2 separate regions of the Homo sapiens genome follow, and region 2 is linked to region 1. A link is a loop called in an ENCODE intact Hi-C map of the cell type or tissue named here. Cell type or tissue: IMR-90. All regions are shown on one strand.

Evidence for each region. A loop is a pair of places that touch in the nucleus more often than their neighbours do. Peaks named below come from ENCODE experiments on the same cell type or tissue, not always from the same donor. Only the 100,000 strongest peaks of a DNase experiment are listed, where the experiment ranks them.
Region 2: a loop joins it to region 1, with 2.6 times the contacts of the local background. A loop is called at or near these places in 2 of 110 quality-filtered maps.

The regions. Positions count from the first base shown.
Region 1 is chr2:167,291,530-167,294,029 of GRCh38, forward strand. It overlaps B3GALT1 (beta-1,3-galactosyltransferase 1), which reads left to right and starts at 1,472. Exons shown (of 5, transcript NM_020981.4): 1 at 1,472-1,805. RefSeq lists an enhancer at 738-1,351 and a silencer at 1,587-1,636. In IMR-90, CTCF peaks have their summits at 999 and 1,611; a DNase peak (open chromatin) is centred at 1,452; H3K4me3 peaks cover 1,678 bases; H3K27ac peaks cover 531 bases.
Region 2 is chr2:167,964,122-167,966,621 of GRCh38, forward strand. STK39 (serine/threonine kinase 39) reads right to left here. Exons shown (of 18, transcript NM_013233.3): 17 at 541-605. Among named protein-coding and RNA genes, the nearest start is that of B3GALT1-AS1, 24 kb to the left of the region's middle. In IMR-90, a CTCF peak has its summit at 969 (motif pointing right); no DNase peak of the experiment used is centred here; H3K27ac peaks cover 328 bases.

The sequences.
Region 1 (2,500 bases):
GATCATCTGGCTCCCAAACTACATTGGTCAAATTACTGAAGGGGAGGAAGGCATAAGAGAATTGGAAAAAACAGTGATGATATGCACATAATTTCTATAGTACTAAAAGATGGCAATACACATCTATTTTGCAATCAAATTTTCCTCATAATGCTAATAAAATTTAGACAGGGTTTGTTTTGGTGATCACAGGATATATGGAGTTTTTAAAGAGTAAGGTAAGTGAAGAAAAGGGTGATTATTATTGCAAACAAAAAGGATCCCTTAAAAATACAATTAGCAAGAAGAGCTTCAGCATCATAGCTAAGACACATTGAATTCCAGCAATTTGTCAACTATGTAGCTGATATACACACTTGATTTTTGACCCTCACAACAACGTTGTGAGGTGGGTATGACTATTTATCAGAGGGTCACTTTGGGAAGGTCCCAAGCTTATTACAACCTTCATGTACAACTTTTTTTTTTTTTTTTACTAGAACATTGTAATATAAACTTATTGGTAGAACTCTGAGCCATTCAGACATATTTGTACTAAAGAAACTAAAAATGTTCCATAAGGGAAGATCATTACAATTTAGGGGAGAGTGGTGCAGAAAAACATTTTGTGGCTTTTGTTTTCTTTTTCTTTTATTGCTAAATAACATTACTTCGCTAGTGTTTGAGTCAAACACACATTAAAAAAAACTATTAGAACATTCAGACTTGATTATCCAAAGAAAAAGGAAAAAAAGGAAGCCAACCAATTAGGGTGGCTGCTTAAATTATCTTTCCCCATTCTCAAGGTTTTTTGTTTGTTTGTTTGTTGCGTTTGGGGTGGGGAGGTGAGGGGCGTTTATTTGGAGGGAAGACGGGGAAGGTCCACTCTGCCTACAACTCCGACATTTCTCCGTGTGCCTCTTTGCTAGCTGGGGACACTTCGTGGCTGATTACTATGAGGAGTGGTTCGAAGCCTAAGAAGTAGTACTCTTTTCAGCTGCCAAAGGGAGAAGGACGGGGGCGCTGTCTGGTGACTGTTCGCGTGATTCCTTCAAGGCGGCGACCACCTCCTGGGATTCGCTCTCCAGCCGCGCCGTTCGTACTCGGGTCCCGCGACCCCTCCCCGCTCCCCCCTCGCCCCAGCGATGCCAAGACGCTGAACCGCAGGGACGAGGCTCTGGGGACAAAGTCACCCCGCGGCGCCCTTTCCTGCCAAGCCGCGGGCTCCTGGCGGTCAGAAAGCGCCCCAGGCCCACCCCTGCGGGCCCGGCTTTCCCTCCTCACCTAAGGCTCCGGGGCCACGAGTCCCCCATCCTGCGCCCCTCCCGCGCCTCCCCCATCCCAAACCCCAGCAGCGTCGCTGCCTCTCCCGGAAACAAGCCCGCTGAGCAAAGGCGGAGGAAAACCTTGGGCCTTCCGCTCTGATTGGTCTCCCCCCGCCGAGCGGGGCGAGGCAGCGATTGGCTGCCGGGCGTTGTCAGTCGCCGAGGCCAGAGCCATCGCCGGGGAAGCGCAGCCGGGCTCGGGTGCTTCGGCTGCCGCCGCGGCTGCTCGGCTAGTGCAGCTGGGCGAGCTCGCGCGGGCGCCGCCGCCGCCTCTGCTGCTGCCCACCCCGCCGCGCCGCCGGCGCTGCCGGTCTTGCAGGCGGCCGCCGGGGAGGGGCGGCCGAGAGAGCGGAGCACGAGGAGGCGGGGGCGGCAGAGAAGTGATGCTGGCGCCGGGGATCGGGGCAGCGGCAGCGGAGCAGCAGCATCTTCGGGACCCTGGCTGCAGCGTCCCTGTGGCCCGCGCGCCAGCCCAGCGGCCGGAGACCACGCGCCCCGCGGGTAAGGTTCTGTCCGGCAGCGCCCGCGACGCCCCCGGGACGGCTGGCGTGGTCTTTGGGGGTTACGAGGCGCGTGGTGGCCGGGGCATCCCGACGAAGGTGTTGGGACCCGGACTGCGTGTCCCGACGCTGGGCTGTGCTACTGCCCGCGCCCGTGCGGCTCCAGCTGGTGCGTTCTCCCTTCCGCGCTCACAGACTTTGACAGCGCGGGGATGGCATTGTGTGAGTGTGGATGTGGATGCGTGTGTGCGCGCGCGCGGCTTGGGGCACTTTGCAGCGAGAACAGTGGGTCCCCTCTGCGTGGCCCGACGTCCTTCAAGGACCCAAGCTGGGCTGGAGTGAGTAGGATGCTGTTGGCTCGGCGGGAGGTAGAACGCACGGAGCGCACGGGAAAGTCCACCGTGGCTCGTAAAGAGCCGAGCAAATTGAACTTTATTGCGGTGATTAAAAGGAGCTGTGGACCTGGCGCGCCAGGGGAGAGGCGCGTTCCACGAGGCTCCCCAAAGTCCCACTTTGCCCCGGGGACTTCGGAGGGGAAGGGAAGAGAGGGAAAAGTAACTGTTGGTCCACATTGCTGAAGAAAAGGAGGAAAGAGAAGTTGGGGGTGGGGGTGGGGGTGGAGGTTACTCTTGGGGGAGTGGCGACTTTTAGGTGTCTGAAGCCCCGCGTGGGAGGCTTGCTACACTTTTCTGGAGC
Region 2 (2,500 bases), 670 kb after region 1:
TAACTGTTGAAATATCTCCTTTCTACAAAAATCTGTTACTGTTGATTTGAAATGTGGAAGTAAATTGTTGTGTCTTTGTCCGCCAGCCTTTGGTGAGTTGTTCTACAATTGCTTCCAATTACCTAAACCATTTCTACAACAATCAGCCTCTATTTTTAAAAGTTAGAACCACTTGGCTTTTGTCTTAGGAAAGCTTTATTAAGAGTGTTGCTTTGAATTCAGTGTAATTTTGTCTTTATGGTCAAGTTGCAATACAAACTGCAAGCAAAATGATCTAGGCTTCAAGATTCTTATATGGCCGCTCTTAGTCAAAGGTGTGACGATAAGAAAAAGCTATGCTCATAGAAGAGGACACTTCCAGTCACAATCAGAAAACGTTCCCTAACGCTGCAGAGTCAAATGCTTCCAAATGCAAAAATTGATTCTAAAAGAAAACAACAACAGCAAAATTACAGAGTAGGTTATTAAACTAGATTATTATTCCCTGCTGGCACAGCATGGCAAAATATTACCTCCTTCTTTCCATAACTTTCCACTTACCAACTTAAATGTCAATGTTTTTAAAGCTTTGGGATCATCTACAATCTTCTGTAAATTAGCAGCCACTGTAAAATATAAACGTAGAGAGAAAGTTTCCAGATTATTTCCAATAACAGTGGATTTTCACATCAATGACTCAGAAAATTTGACTAATGATGCAATAAACTGCAAAATCATTTTTCATAAACATTGCAAAGTCCATATAAATGACCAAATTACTCTCATACAGATATTTCTACAACAATTGATATCATTTCAGCAATCTTGTATCTATGCACATCTGAATTAATCACTGTATGTCAACTCTGCATTTCATATAATAAAATCTGAAATTTCTAACGGAAAGTAGAAATGATAGCAGCCCCCAGTGTTTCCGCCACTTGGCTTCTCTAAATATTCATTACTAAGAAATTTATTAGCCAGGAGAGGGCAGTACAAAACAAAGAGGAGAGGTAGTGGGGAGAAAAAAAAAACAAAAAAAAACAAAGGCTTTCTCTGGAAATAGAAGGTCAGCACATTTGAACCCCTGTCCTATAAATTCACTCAATTCTCTGAACCCATTTTTATCAAGGCAACAAAATACAGTGGATAACCTCTACAACTCAAGCGCATGTTTTAAGGCTTTCAGAGCACAGTGATCTGTCAAACCAGGGAAGTGCCACCTTGAATAATACCCAAGTTTGCTGAACAGGGTCAAGCACTAGAGTAGACGCTGTCAGTTTGGAGCTCAGTGCTGCAGATATGTTTTCAGTATTAGCTGGATTCATTGGAGATCTGTCCTTGTTCTTCACGGTGTAATGATCTATCTGATACTCCAGTAGAGAAGTCAGTTTTTTCTGCTTACTCCTCTGGCTCAGGGTACTGCTAATGAACAGAATTATCAAAAGCTAATGATGATGGAAACTTAAAACTTACTTTTTCCATGTCCACACCTGAAGTATAAAGTCCTGAAAGTCAAATAAGGGCTATTGCTTAGGGAAGGAGAAGTTACTGCTGAAGAAATTATGGGAGAATGTCGTGTTTGTCATTTTTATTTTTTTATGAGTAAAATTATCTGCTGCTTCAGTAGTTAGGTATTGAAGTTACCTGAATTTTTTAAGATAAAAAAATTTTAAGATAAAATAGTACACATACAAGTATTTTGAGAAAAGTGTTTCAAGTAGAAAAATTTAAGTAGAAAGTAGTAAGAAATCTGCGCAAGTTTTAATTTTCTCTAAGGTCGACTGACAACAACCTAGATACATGGATTTTCTGCAGATTAGTTTATTTCATTTAATCCATCAGCTGCAGAGGAGAAAAAAGAAAAATTATGTACTCAATATGGCCTATTTCTCTTTATAAACCATAATTGCAAGCATCATTTTATCTTCATTTGTTGCCCTTTTAATACTTCCATTCTGAGTGATCTGCAGTTTCATTTTTACCAACACTCCTCCCATCTGCCTCCTCTTTTTCTCCTCTTTCTTTTGCCCACATAAGCAAGCACACACATATCGGGTACACCCCAGGGCACCAATTCCAGAATAGTTATCATCGCAAAGCTTCCTGTGGCCTTTCAACAGTTTTCTGAACATATTTTAGACACTAAAATCATCAAGTCATTTATGCAAGAAACATTGGCTCATGGAGTGCAAAGCTCTGCTGTAAAATCCTGTCCACCAAAGCCAGTATTTATCATGTCAGGGCACTCTGACTACATGCAAATTACAGCAAATGAACACAGTACCCATTTTCTTAAAACATAAAAGTGTTCTAATAGTTCCTCTGATTTGGGCTGATTTCATGAGTGGCCATAAATTCTTCGTATAAATTTCAGTCCTTTCATTAGTTTCTCAGTTAATGTGGATGATTTACTGCCTTGTTCTGGGTCATCTATTTCCAGTCTGCTCTCTAATGTTCAGTCAAAAGCAGAGCTCTAGCCTACACTAATTCACAACCCTCTCTCCGGTGTACACGTATA